3 separate regions of the Mus musculus genome follow, and all the other regions are linked to region 2. Evidence: chromatin loops called from intact Hi-C (ENCODE). Cell type or tissue: left cerebral cortex. All regions are shown on one strand.

Region 1 (5,000 bases), 53 kb after region 2:
CAATTAAACGAGCGGTTGTTGAGCTAAATAGGACTAAGCACAGCCAAAAAACAACTGTGGGATTGATCCAGCCCTGAAGGATCTGACAATATCAAATATTGACAGTAAGGGGAAGACAATGGTCCAATTTGGAGGCCTATTATCTAGAAAGCATATGATTCAGGTACTTGAGGTTTTCTCATACCTTATAATTGAAAATATCGTACATTATGGTGTTATGGTGTGTATGTGTGTGGATGGACAGATGACTCAGCAGTTAAAAGTGCTTACTATTCTTCCAGAGGAACAGTGTTTAGTCCCCAGCACCCACACCAAGTGCTTCATAACCCCTGTAATGCCACTTCCATGGATTCTGTCACCCTCTGGATTTCCATGTCACCTGTAAGTCCGTGGAGCATGGGGGCCATGTATGCACACATATACACATAAAATTTCTTTAGAAAATAAATTGCCTATAATATGACCCATTCTCACCCCATACACACCTAAAGTAATTTTTCATATTACATTTATCTTTAGTATGTGAGGCATATTTGCATTCTATTTTATACTTATTTTGTAATATTTCATTACCATGCAGAGAAAGCCTCTAAATCGAATCCATGTCTTTCTTTCTGATGGGTTTGAACACCTGCTGGTACCGATGAGACTTTTGTAGTGTAGATATTCTGGAATCAGACCCCTTGGCTATTTCTCCCATCCACTGGTAACACAACTGTGGCCCAAGCACCCACGATTATGGTCTCTTTCACAAATTAACTGTGAATATTCAAATCCAGCTCCCTGGACATGGCAGAGCTTGAGGTAGCCCTCGTAAAATGAGAGGTGACATCACAGCAGGTGCGGGGAGTTAAGCGATAGCAGGGTCTTTTTTCAGCTACTACCCATAGCTTCAGCTCTTGCCAGCTGAAAAGCTGTGTGGGCTTTCACCTCCTTTTGAGCCTCAGTTTCTTCAGTTTTTAATAAAGTCAAACCCTACCATTCTCTGCAGAATGATGTAGTACATATAAATACATCGTTGTGTGTCACAAATAAGCACTTAGGAAGTGAAAGCTATCTTGATTAGACGGGATGTACTTATAGGGTATCTGAGTCAGACCTCCTCTATCTCTTTTGCAGGACCTAATTAAATTTGCCATTTGTAGTCTTCAATGGATGCAATTTACAGTCACATTGAGAGTGTGAGTGAAGAGGCGCTGTGCAAACAAGCTTTACTATTTGATATCTTGAGTTGTTCCAAATAGAATGACTGAATGACACAGGATCTTTCAGTTATCAATCATACTTTAGTATCAGAGTCTGTCCAACATAATTTCTTCCAAGTTTCTGGCAATGCAGTTTGACTCCCCCCAGGCTAATGAAGAGCAAATTTGCCTCACCCGGGCACCGTCAGAATTTCCTGTTGGTCTTTTGACAAGTACCATGGAATATCATTAAACGGGGCCAACTCTGCAGTACTGTTCATTTTCCATTCCGCTTGATTGCTAAGGCTGCCTAGCTCAGTTCTGGGAATGTAATGCCTGCTGCTGTCTGTGGTCCTTCCTATTTCTGTCAGTGTGGTCTTAAAGAGAAAGTCAAATTTCACGCTCCCTAGGGAACCGCTGAAGGTATGTTTGGGGACTTAACCTGATATACTGCTTCAAATGCTATTGAGCTCTGGTTACTCTGAAATCATTCCACTTAGTAGTTCCCTTGGGGATGCTGGGGATCAGAGGTGGATCACAGCTGTGATCCTGGAGGGTTTACTGACAGCTAAGACATGGGTATGACAGAGCCAATGAAGTCAGAAGGCCTTCTAATACTGTTCACTGCCCAGTGTTGGATAAGACCTATCCTATGCATGAATTACAGAGATATAGAGAGAATGAATTTATTATTTTAGATTTTGGTCAATTAAAATATTCCTTAACCAGAAATATGAGAAGCCCAGGAAGCATCAGAAAGATGATTTCATAGTTATAATTCCCGAAGAAGAGGTGTTACTTCCACATACCAAGGAAGTTCCTGGGCAGCTCTAGTTATATTTAGTGATATGTCAAAAATGCATTGGGAAAGCTCAACCGGGTGAAGAGTTTCCTTGTCAGCAGCAGCAAGCACTGATGGGGGCATCAGAGCTGAATTTGAGTTATTACAATGGATCTCATTGATTTCAGGGACTCCCTTGCCAGGTTTAGTTCATTTTCCTCATTTGTAGAATGTGTGCTTATATTTAACAGTACTGATTCACAGTGAAAGCACACACAGTTCTCAGATTATATCGTGGTCATAAAATCATGTGGCTAATTTTGGATTCTGGAAATCCTAAAAAATCTATTATGATTGAATCAGCATCCTTTTTACATTGGGATTTCATCCCAGTGCTCTTCACTTCTAACAGAAGGGGCATTCTGCCTGGCGAAGTCTTTAACCAGAAAAAGCTAGTCTGTTGCTGACAAGAGGATAGAACAATGAGTAGAGCGGTCCAATGAAACACATGCTTTCAAATATTCAAATATTCAAATGAGAATTAAGAAGGATGAAAATCAGAATTTCCAAGGCTCTCTCAACCTGTCATTTTATCTGCATGGAAAATCTGTAAACGATCTTTGCAGTTAATAAAGGAAAGAGATGCTTTTAAAAAAGATTTATTTCTTGCTGGCGTACAGGACTCTTGTCTTGAGATGTCATCTTCAGGAGTTCGGATATGTCTTCTTTTGAAAGATCATCCCAGCTGGGCTTGTTGACTGTTGACATTTCTAAGAGGAGGTGGAGGAGGTGGAGGAGGAGCAACACCTTACCTGAGTATCCCACCATACCTCCCAGAGAGTCTTATATAATTTTTTTTCTCTTTTTAGAAAACAAACAAGGCAGAAAGTCAAACAAATACACAAAACAAAACAAAACAAAACAGAAACAAACTCCAGAAAACAAAATGAAATAAAAACATAGTAGAAGCGTAGCATACAAGCACACACTAAACCCATAAAAACACAAAATCTGAAAATATAATATACATGCAAGTGACATGTAAGAGTCCAAACAAAGAAATATGAGTCATTAAAAAAACCACAGAAATACCACTGACTTCATTCATACTGGCCACCCACTGCTTGTTTTGGGGCCTATTCTTAAGTGTGGTTTATCTACCCAGTGAACTCCATCGGGGAAAATTTATCGTTACTTTGCATGCAGTTGCCACCTGGAGATAGCGTCTTGGTTAAGGATAGAAGCACTTGTCCACATCTCTCTCTCAAGACCCGGGAGCCTGAGGCTGGAACCTATGCAGGCCTATGTTGCCAGGGTCTCTGTAGATTCATATGCATATCAATCCTGTTGTGACTGGAACAATCCTGTGTTCCTTTGGTGTTATCCATCCCCCTTTCCTCTTCTGTATCGCTCCATGAGCCCTGAAGGGGAGGGCTTTCATGAAGATGTTCCATTTATTACTGAGTGTTCCAAAGTCTCTAGCTTTCAGTGTGTTGTCCAGTTGTGAGTCTCTGTATTAGCTCCCATCTACTAGAAGGGGAAGCTTCTTGAGTGCTGTCTGAGTAAGATATGGCCTATGGGTATAGCAAAATTTTATTAGGAGTCATTTTATTGCTGTATCCCTTTAGCAGAACAATCAGGTTCTTGGCTAACTGATCGAGTGGGCCTTAAGGCTAATCAGATGTATTGTAACTGTTTACCCACAATGTCTGTGCCACTATTATGCCAGCAAATCATGTGGGCAGGCCAGAGTTACAGACTACAGGGTTTGTAGCAGGGTTGGTGGCTCCTTTTGTCCTTCAATAACGTGCAGCATACCTCCCAATACCAGGCATACTAGTCAGTAGATGCGAAGGCTATAGTTAGGCATCAGCTCAACTTCTCTATGTACAGTGAGATATTTAAGTATTCTCTTCAGTAGTAGGGTCTTATTATCAGTTTTCAGAGAACAACCAATAACCTTATCAATAGCCTGGGATGTTTGGGAGTTCCCAGAAGGCCCCTTTGGCCAACAACTCAATTAGATGTAACTGGTTCCTGGTACTGGAAGCTTCACTTGGTGGCAAAAGATGTTGAGTTGAGGCTTTATCTCCATCTTAGTTAGGGTTTCACTGCTATGAACAGACACCACGACCATGACAAGTCTTATAAAGGACAACACTTAATTGGTACTGGCTTATAGGTTCAGAGGTTCAGTCCATTATCTTCAAGGCAAGAGCATGGCATTATCCAGGCAGGCACGGTGCAGAAGAAGCTGAGAGTTCAACATCTTCATCTAAAGACTGCTAGTGGAAGACTGGCTTCCAGACAGCTAGAGTGAGGGTCTTAAGCTCAGGCCTGCAGTGTCACACCTACTCCAACAAGTCCACACCTTCTAATAGTGCCACTCCCTGGGCCAAGCATATACAAACCGTCACAGTCTCCTATGTTATTTGGTGACTCCATTTAGCTTTCTTTCATATATGCATATATTTTAAGAGGCTTCTACAGTATTGGATTTCCATAAGACCCCTAAAATGGCTCTTAGAACTAACTGTCACTCCTCATAGTCCCTCCCTGACCCCTCTCCCCTCCCCATTTAATCCTTGTTCCTGTCACCCTATGGTTTCATCGTAAGTATATATTTTATTTCCCCTTCCTTGAGAGATCCTCCCATCACAAATTTTATCTACAGTTTAAATTAAGGTCTTAGGTACTCAGAAAGTTGGCAGCCAAGAAGCAAGGTGATCTCTAGTTCTAGTCAGTCTTTCTCTTAGGGGCAGTGCTTGCTCGCCTCGTGAGCTCATCACAGGGCAGCCTCAGCAAGGAAGATTTACCTGGAAGTACAGTACAGATACAGAAATCACATGTGTGTGTGTGTAGACACACACATGCACACATATACATATAAAGATACATATATACACATTAAAATTTATTTATATATATATTTAAATACATATACACATATATTTTATACATATACAATATTTATATATTATACATATATTTACAAATAAACATATATATAATAATTGTATACATATATTTTAATG
Region 2 (5,000 bases):
TGTAGGCTTAGAAAACCCACGGTAGATGGCTTGAAAATGAGTGAACCAGCTCTCTAGAGATCTGTGTAGAATCAACACAGCAACAAGAAAACCAAAACACATACTATGAGAAGGAAAAAAAAAGATTCAGAAGTGAAGAATAATAGCTATCATATAGGTGTCAGCTCTAATTAAGCATCCTCTATATACTGCCTACTTACAGGTAGAAGCTTAAAAATCAACCAGGAGGGTGAGCTGGACTGTTGCAGGCTGCAGAGTTGAGAGAGACAGCCACTTGGAGACCAGGAAGGAAATGAAGGGCTAAAGGCAAGTCTATCATATTTTGTTTCACCTTTCCAGGCTGAGATGACATTACTCTTCTGGCTGCATGGATGGACCACCTATATTCTTTCATGCCTTCCTATTTTAAAGTGTGTTCTCAAACAGAAATAATGGCATTTAATTAAAAAAAAAAAACAGGTCAGGCAGTGGTGGTGCACACCTTTAATCTCAGCACTTGGAAGGCAGAGGCAGGTGGATTTCTGAGTTGGAGCCCAGCCTGGTCTACACAGAGAAACCCTGTCTCAAACAAAACAAAACAAAACAAAACAAAACAAAACAAAACAAAACAAAACAAAACAAAACAAACAAAGAAACCCAAAGACCTATACTTTGGTTTCTCTAAATGAGAATTATGAGGCCCTAAGACATAGGTGACACAGTGGGGGCTGGGCAGGGGCTGGCCCCGTTAAACTCAGCTGGGTCGCAGATCTCTTTTCCATCTCTGGGCTTCTTCAGCTTAATCTCCCCCTGCCTGAGATTCAAAGCCCTTCTACCCTGGAGCTCCGGTTCAGAGGATGTAGGCAGCAGCTCTCTACCTTGGCTCTACCAGGGTGTCAGTGCAGGCAACAACAAATCGTCAGCACATTTCTGACTTAGGCTCCTGTGCATGCAGTGTGACCGCTACAGGACTGTGCACTTGGGGCCAGAGAGGAAACACTCAGGTGGGCGTGCCAGCACAGGAAGGCGATTTGTCGGCTCGTCTCTACGCTGAAAAGCCCAGTCTGAAGGAAGCCACTGGGACACAACTCAGGACGAGTGTGCTTCGGTGCTGAGCCAGCAGCTGGGTTAGTGACTGGATTGAGAATGGCACTGGAGTGATGGAGATACTAAAGAGGTCTTCCCTTTTGACTCCACCTCTCCCAGGACTCTGCAGGCTCCAGATGGCTGGGTGCCAAAGCGATCACTCTCCCTGGGTCCTAGCTAAGATGTTTGGGAACCAGCTGCAAGCCACATAGATCATTTTCTTTGAATAGAGAGCAATTGCACAGCGCCTGGAGTTGCTATCTTCTCCTCCCATGTCAGCCAGGCTGGCTTGTCTGTCACAGAGCTGTTTGAGCTCAGAGTTCTCTCTTCACCAGCAGCCCTGATATAAGGAGGGAGGAGCAGAGAAGCCATGTTTGTGGAGCAGAAGTGTAGCCCCCAATTAGGCCAGGCAATCAGAAGCCTTAATGGAGAAGCACCTGTCAAAACACAGTAGGGTGTCTGCTAACCTCTGACGCTGCTGCTGCTGCTGCTGCGCTGCTTGCGCACTGTGAGCAGAAACCATAAGGTGATAGAGAGACAGGTATGGATGAGTCTGTTTCTTATGCTTCCTTGCCTCTGAAGAGTTTGACAACACTGTCAAGCCTTCTCTGGAAAGGGAGCTCTGGAGGATATAGCTGCATTCCTTCTTGAGGAAATATCCAGAGCTACTTAGTCAAAAAATGATGACGATGATGATGATGATGACAACGACGAGGACTACAATGACAACGATGGTGATGATAATGATAATAATCATGTCAAAAATTGGGCTGTGTATTTAATGCAGGAATTCAAAGCACAGAGGTTTCACAGAGGAGAAGGGGGTAAAACACACACACACATACACACGCACACACACACACACACACACACACAAACCCATTACTCAGGGAGGAGCCGAAGGCAGCAAATGACAGCTTCCCCAACCCAGTCTTCCAATGGACAAGAGGGAGGAGGAGAAATCTGTTCCTCTGAGCCTTCTCCCAGCTGCAGAAACTGCAATCTCATCTCTTTTGTGCTGGACTGCAGTCAGAAGAAGAAAAACCCTTAGTGCTTGCCTGCAGGGATCTAGAGAGCCAAGGACTGTCTTGTGGGAACATTTCACACAGCTTCATTTTGTTGCCTTTAGCAGAATGGTAGTGTCTGGCAAGAATTCCCACCAAAGCCCTTAAGGGTGGCGTGGCCGGGAGCCATGCTTCGCTGATGAGTGATATCTGTCTTAGCTGTGGAAGGGAAAGACAAGCCTCTGTACACCCAGAGTTTCATTTCTCTTTGTCTTTCCTATTTAGTTACATGGTTGCCCTTTCCACCCGCAGGAACACCCCCATTGGAATCTGAGCCTGTTAACCTGTGCTTCTTGGAAGGTTTTAGATTAAAGGTGTGGCAAAGCAGCAATTATACATTTTCTAGATCCTGTGGAACTGGATGAGTTTACCGTTCAAGTGGCAAGGAAATCCCCCACACTCTGTCCCCGACCTGCCTCAGTTACCAGAATGCCTCCAAAACTCCAGCCAGAAAGAACAGACTCCTTTATTTTTAGGTTCAGCCTCCCCAAGTTAAGCAATCAAAAACTTGCAATCCTATGGCCCAAATAAAGATCTCAGTGACTAAGTCTTGCCTTGAGAGCCTGACGCAAACATCTCTGAGTAGGCACCCAGCTTCCCAGTGGGTCCCCCAGCAGTGGCGCCAGATGCGCAGGGATGAGTAAGGGAGAGTGTCTGGAAGCAGAGCCCAGCTACCAAAGTCTTAGTGCCCGTGGGAGGAAAGGCGAGCCCAGAAACGATGACTCAGGCTTGGAATCCAGATAAAGAACTGAGTGCAAGAACGGGAGAGGCGGTGTAGAAGAGGAGAAGGCACAGAGGCGAGGAAGGACTGAAACCTTGGGAGATTGAAATACCCTTTGTCTTTAGAGGCCACAGTGGATTGGATAACATCACCCCAGACACGCCCACGGTCTCATCTCTGGTCCCCATACCTGACAAAAGTGACTTTGAAACGTGATAAATAGACGTCAGATGGTGAAAATGTACTGTATTAGCTGACTGAGCTCAGAGTCATCACAAGAGAAGCGGAACGGTCACAGTGAAGGTAGTGTGATTTTGAATGCAGAGATCCCAGAGCTACAAAGTAACACTTGTAGACAGCACCTAGAAGCTGGGGAAATATGAACAACTTATCCCCTAAAGCCGTCCCCCACCCGGGGACCCGTTTGAGACGTCTGACCTCCAGAATGGTACGAGAATAAACTCCTGAAGCTGTATGTCATGAAGTCTGTGGAAGCTGAGGAACACTTGTCCCTTGGCTTACCTCAGAAGTACAGGCTGTCCACATAGTTTGGTTCCCATGAATACCTGGTCTTAGAAATGGGTAGTCACATGGTACTTAGAATGTGCCTTAGTTACCCATTTCCATGACCTCAGCAGGCTTTTCCTCAGAGCAAATTTTATTCAGATTAAAGGAATCCCAGGTACAAGGAAGTCACTGCAAATCTCTATACACGAGACTACAAGCTCAGCACCCAAGAACTCCTGCTGTCCTGGGCTCAAAGTATCTTTAAGATGGAGACTTCCTGAATGTTATTCGACGCGTTCTCACGACCGGCCAGGAAGAACACAACAACCAGAATCTTCTACGGCAAAGCTTTATTGCTTACATCTTATGGGGCCAGAGTGTAAGAAGCAAGAGAGAGCGAAGCAAGAGAGAGAGAAAACGAAACCCCCTTCCCTCTTTAAAGAGAACAACAATTGCCTAGGACGCATCACTCCCTGATTGGCTGCAGCCCATGGCCGAGCTGACGTTCACGGGAAAAACAGAGTACAAGTAGTCGTAAATACCCTTGGCTCATGCGCAGATTATTTGTTTACCAACTTAGAACACAGGATGTCAGCGCCATCTTGTGACGGCGAATGTGGGGGCGGCTTCCCACAGTTCCCCCTTTTCTATTAATAAGAGCAAATAGGCCACCCATATTAATGAGAGTGGAGATAGAGGTCAAATCCCCAGTGTGTAGGTAAAGGAGCCATGTACAGGATTAGCTCTTAGGCTCACAGGCTTTTACCCAGAGCAACCCTGACCTGCTCCCGTGTCGTTTTGCCTGGGGGAAGGGAACTAGGACACTGAACCTTCTTGAAAGATGACATGTCTCCCTAGAATAGGCTCATATGTGCCGCAGAGCCCTTCTACTGCAGTGCTTAGCCTTGCAACTCTCTCGGGCTGCTGAAGCACACTCACTCTATCTCGTGCAATGAGTCTAGCCTCGTGAGATATAAGAGCTGAGTGGCCAGCGACCTATTGCCTAAGCATAGATAACCATATATCAGGGGAAGCTCCATGTTCTAGTCCTGCAAGCGCCTGGGCAATAACCACCTTGTCTCTCCTAGTTTGGGCCTTAAGCTTACAGACCAATCAAAGAAGCAACACTAATCCACAGCAAAGTGTATCTCCAAATAATATTAATCCCACCCAATTTTTTAAAGAAAGAAAATGCTGAGGAGATCCAATTGGGTAATCCTTTGGTCAGAGACAGGTCCAAGCGCGTGGAGTTGACCTGAAGTCTCAATTCTCGAAGGATCTGTTCAAATTCAGCCATCCAATTCTGTAACATATACTGAAAAAGACTTTTTGACAAATTAGCTGTCCTAGTAAATTTAACATACTGAATGGAAATAACACACAATCCCGGAAACTTTTGTTCACATCCCTGCTGAGTTATTTGTCATAATACATCCAGTTGTTTCTGGACAAGATCTATGAGTTGATTAACCAGCATGAGACCTCTCTGTATCTTGACATTAGCTGAGGCCTGTTCATCTATGACTGTAGTCACTGAGGCTGACAAAGTGTTAATGGTGTCAGTCATCTGGACCTGTCCAGACAGAACCAAGGCTGTCTGAATTAAGGCCAAACCCAGTTCCCAGTTAGTGGTAAAAAAGCAA
Region 3 (5,000 bases), 87 kb after region 2:
CCAGGGTGCAATGCAGTCCCTCCCTGCCCCTTCATAGATGTATGTAGAATGACGGGTAACTCTTAGGAGTGGAAGGCAAGGAGGAGGAAAAGCCATTTAAATCCATGTTTGCATGCATTTTAGAAAAGACTTTACCAGCTCGGCTAATTCGAAAGACTGTGTCATCAAAGCAGGGTGTGTTGGAAACATCGTTGTAAATCTGAGGGCAGCAGTTGGAAGCAAGCCTCAACATTGTATTTAAATTAATTAAGTTGCACCTAACAGCTGGTATACCAGGAGGGCGCTTAGAACAGCTGAATGATATCACCAAGGATAAGAAAATCCCAGGATTTCGGGCAGAAAAACGTGCGTTTTGCATTTTCCAGGTAGGACTGATTTGAAACATTCTGTCTCGTCATCTTCTTAAGCCTATTAGCCTTGTTAGATTCTTTTCCAACGACATCTGATGTGGAGAGACAGCGTAACAGTAGGTGAAATTAATCTGTCTAGTTGCTAACCGAGGAAAGAGACAGGAGAGGGAAAACTCAGAGTGAACTGAATGGAGCCCCAGGACTTCGACTGACCTGAACCCGTGAGCTTAGAATAATCCCAAGGAGAGACAAAGCGAAGCCAACACAGAAGTTATTAAATACCCAGAATCACCACATGACGATGAGACACTGGAACATCACAGTTTACGACAGTACGTAATGTCATAAACAGACGCACACACGCACGCACGCGCACGCACACGTACATGTACGCATGCATGCACAGAGCTTTCCCTTCTTTTCACACATATGGAGACCCGAGACATCAAGTCATGTGACTAATTTTCAAATGTTGATAAAAGCTTGTAATTTTAAGAACAACAAAATAAAACAAAAAACAGCTAACCTTTTGGCTTCTGATGATAGGCCAGTGGCTCTCAGCCTTCCTAATGCTTCAACCCTTGAATACAGCCCCACATGTTGTGATGTCCGTGAATGAAATTTGTTTTCATTGTTCCTTCATAAGTGTAATTTCGCTACTGTTATAAGCTGTCATGTAAATATCTGAAGTGCAGGAGATCTGATCTGCGACCTCCCAAGGGGGGTCTCACCCCCTGGTTGAGAATGAGAGCCACAATGCCATGCTAGATGGTCTTATGAGCTGCTGTGCTGATTCACTGTTCTTCTCCTGCCTTCCTTCCTCTTTAGATTCCGGCCCAAAATAGCTCTGAAGTGAAAACCGTGTGAAGGCTTTTTAAGAAAAGCTTCCAAAATCAGTTCAGATTTAGAAGTCTTGGCTTGTGAAGGAGTTTCTCAGGAAAAGGTGCTGGTCTAACTTAACCAGAGTTGTCTGGGAAATGCTGATTCTCGGCCCTGCCTGGGGACTGCAGAATCAGAGTCCCAGGATGGGAATAATACTTTAAATGCTTCTCGGACGTTTGCCGTGCACACACCAATGCTGGAGATGCGAACTCAGTTTGTGACTTAGGATATACATCAAGGACTGCCAATATCCACCGTATTATACACTGACAATAATATCTTGATTGTACAGGATGTTCAGATATTTGGGGATTCTTTAAAAAAAAAAAGATTTATTTATTTATTTATTTATTTATTTATATATGAGTACACTATAGCTGTCTGCAGAAACACCAGAAGAGGGCATTGGATCCCATTACAGATGGTTATGAGCCACCATGTGGTTGCTGGGAATTGAACTCAGGACCTCTGGAAGAGCAGACAGTGCCCTTAACCACTGAGCTATCTCTCCAGCCCAACTAGGGATTCTTATTGCTTTCATCTTGTGTTTTACCTTGGAAAAATCCATCTTTCTCTCGATTAGGAGAGCTCCTATCTTTGATACCTAATAAGGAAAACTGACTTTGCTAAACAGGAGAGTCAACTTACTGTGAGTGGTGGGGCCATTGCTCAGTGGGTAGAGCACACAAGTATGAAGACTGGAGTTCAAATCCCCAGCTCCCACTTAAATGTGGACTAGGCATGTTTGGCTGCCCATCTGTAATTCCAGCATTTGGAAGGCTGATGCAGGGATCCATGGAACAAGTTAGCTAGCTAGTTTTACCATATGAACAAGCTCTGGATTCAATAGAGGCCACTGTTTCCATTTGTCAGGTAGATAGGAAGTAAAGACCCCCACAGGAACCTCTGGCCTCCATGTCTGCTTGCTCACTTGTGCACCTGCACACAGGTGAACTTGCATAAATAAAACAAATACACATGCATAAAAACCAAAAACCAAGCCAAAACCTCACTATGGTTTTATTTGCATACAGGATCCATTAACTTCTTGTGAAAGGTTCCCCTAAGGGAAGTCAGGCTGGGAGGACCACTCAGTTGATAAACGGGGCACTTGCCCTGTGATTACAGGGCTTAGTTTGACAATCTCATAAGGAATTGTTTAAGCCCGGTAAGCCCCTCTAACTCCAGGGCTAGGAGGTGGATCCACAGGACTCACTGGCCAGGCAGCCCAGCCACGTACCAGTGGGAGATGCTGTCTCAACGATACCATAATTAGATGGTACCTAAGAAATGAGTTCCAAAGTCTTCCTCTGCCCTTCCCACTCCCCACACATGTGTACGCTCTCATACTGCCGTATCCCTCCTCCCAATGCCAAGCACACAGAGAGTAGTTGGGAAACCCATGCTTCTACGAAGGCTATGTGGCCGTGGGTTAAGGCCAGAAGAGACAACAACTGCAGACCTAGAAATAGCAAAACGGAGAACCCTGCCCAACAAAAACTGAAAAACACTCAAGACTTCCAGAAAACTGAGCTTAAAAGAATCTGGTTACAGAGTTTCCCCCAAAATAAAGAGGACAATGTCTTTCTCTCATTTATGATTTCCCTATGATTGAGAAATGGGAAGGGAACCGCATTTGTGTACACTGAGAAGGTCAGAGAAAGCCCCCCCCCCCCACCAGTCACTAGAGCTGAAGAGGAGGAGCATTGTGGCCCAAAGCCTTTGTGAAGCCAAAAGACAGCATGCTTCCTGGAATGGAAGGCCCAAACACCGTCACTTGGAAATCATTTCAGTTTTGGAGTGCATACCATTTTAGGAACAGTCGTAATGATGCTGAAGACAATTTCCTGCAGGACTGAGAAAGAGCACCCATCCTAGGGGCACAGGACTCTAAAGTTTAAGTCAACTCTGTGTCCTGTGGCTTGGAGCAAGCGTTAGGATCCTTTGCAACTGCTACCTAAGGGTCCAAGGTACTTAAATAAACCCTAATTGGGAAAGAGATTTACAAACATAGGCCGGCTGACAATTGTAACTAAGTTTGCTCAAGGGGGTCTTGGTGTTAGTGAATAGATGTTCTGGGTTCTATACCTAAAGGCCCAAATTACTCTCTAATATGAAGTGTTATTGGGCAGCCAAGACAGGAGGGTATCTATACAATTATTTAAATTTCTTTGGGTGATTCTCAGAGACCCCAGAGGCTGAGAATCATGCTTAAGTATAGAGTGGGCAGAGTGTTGGCAAGGAGCTAGACTTAGTGTCTGCCCTGGTCCCACCCTCTTGAGTTTTCTAGATAGATACGCTTGCCAACTGATTTCTGTCTAGATTTGCTTAAAAGAATGCACTGGCATGAGACTAGAAGACAAGAAGAAACAGACAGCCCAAATTTTCAGTTTTTTCCTCTGCTGATTGATATGCTGGCGTGTATTTAACCGTTCCCTGCTATAGGGGCGACTCTCCAGTGAAACACCTCTTTGTTATTTGAATGACTTCTTGTATATCCAAAGGGTGAGTCAGATGACATATCCAGGACCCGAAGAGCCATTCTGACAGCATCACATATGAAATAAGAAAGAAAAAAAAGCTAAGACAAACAGTTTTACTTCTAGGTATATTCTTAAGAGAAATTAAAAAGAAAATATGTAGCCAACGAATTACTTGCATACCAGTGTTTTATGTTGTTCATAGTAGTCCCAAATAGGAAGATGACTGAAGAACTACCAATAGGTAAATAGATGGACGCAGTGTATATTATATAGTAGAAAACTACTGAGCAATATAAAGGGGAAAACAACTGTTACCTCCTGTAGTATTGACAAACTTCAAAAATATTATACTAGGTGAAAGATCTCAGTTGCAAGATGGCAGATTTTAAGATTCCACTAATTTGAAACAAACAAAAAAATGGCAAGTCTGTAGACACACAAAACAGGTTTGTGGTTGTTCAGGGATGGAGTGGAGGTGGGAATTAAATCTATAGACTACTATGAAGAATGAGATGAAGGCTCTTTTAAGGGTGGCAGAAATGCTTCTAAAATTTACCTGCAGGTGCTTGCCTAGTATACAAGAGGCCCTCAGCCCTCAACCCTACCTCAGGACTGGAAAAAAAGAAAAGAAAAAGACTAAGCAAGGGGAAGACCAAAATTCATTCATTCGTGAGTATCCAGTGTGAGAAATGGACTAAAACAAACAAAGGTTGAGCTTCAACTCACTGTTAGAGAATTCCATATGTAAAACTCTCCATGGAATTGTGTTTTAAAAGAACACATAGTGCTCTTCACAATCTGGGGTTTGCTGAAGCGGTCAGTTTGCTGCCTGGACTTCTGGCGGTTCTATTCAACATTGCCATCTTCCCATTCCTCCATCTTGGCTGTTCATGTCTCGGCAGTGCCTGGTCTTATTCAGGTATGTATGAGTGCATACTGACTTGTTTTGCTTTCCCATTTTGCATGTGCTCACGTGTTTGTGGTGTGTGCATGTTTGTGTGTACATGTTTGCATATTTGGGTGCATTGCTGACTCACTCAGAATTTACATAGGTTTCTGGGGACCTGTACTCCGACTCTCATGGGGCGTGGCAAATGCCACCTCCACAGCCCCTGTGCTGACTTCCTTAAAAGTGATTTCCTGGAACTTTGAACTTCTGCCATCATCCAAGCCCTGCACGGTCTGAAGCCGGCAGTGTAGCCGATTCCTTCCAGAAGGCTGGGTTGTGTTCACTGAGGCCTAAGAGTCAACACCAGAGGTTTGGAGGAAAGTAATGGCCTCGTTC

Evidence for each region. Hi-C counts contacts between places; a loop is a spot of excess contacts. Peaks named below come from ENCODE experiments on the same cell type or tissue, not always from the same donor. Only the 100,000 strongest peaks of a DNase experiment are listed, where the experiment ranks them.
Region 1: a loop joins it to region 2, with 2.2 times the contacts of the local background. A loop is called at or near these places in 3 of 42 quality-filtered maps.
Region 3: a loop joins it to region 2, with 2.7 times the contacts of the local background. A loop is called at or near these places in 5 of 42 quality-filtered maps.

The regions. Positions count from the first base shown.
Region 1 is chr10:70,744,213-70,749,212 of GRCm38, reverse strand. No RefSeq gene overlaps it. Among named protein-coding and RNA genes, the nearest start is that of Gm33979, 6.5 kb to the right of the region's middle. In left cerebral cortex, no CTCF peak of the experiment used is centred here; a DNase peak (open chromatin) is centred at 2,258.
Region 2 is chr10:70,797,179-70,802,178 of GRCm38, reverse strand. No RefSeq gene overlaps it. Among named protein-coding and RNA genes, the nearest start is that of Gm40689, 31 kb to the left of the region's middle. In left cerebral cortex, no CTCF peak of the experiment used is centred here; DNase peaks (open chromatin) are centred at 1,185, 2,146 and 2,746; H3K27ac peaks cover 2,571 bases.
Region 3 is chr10:70,709,727-70,714,726 of GRCm38, reverse strand. No RefSeq gene overlaps it. Among named protein-coding and RNA genes, the nearest start is that of Gm33979, 28 kb to the left of the region's middle. In left cerebral cortex, no CTCF peak of the experiment used is centred here; DNase peaks (open chromatin) are centred at 298, 647, 1,225 and 2,414; H3K27ac peaks cover 1,499 bases.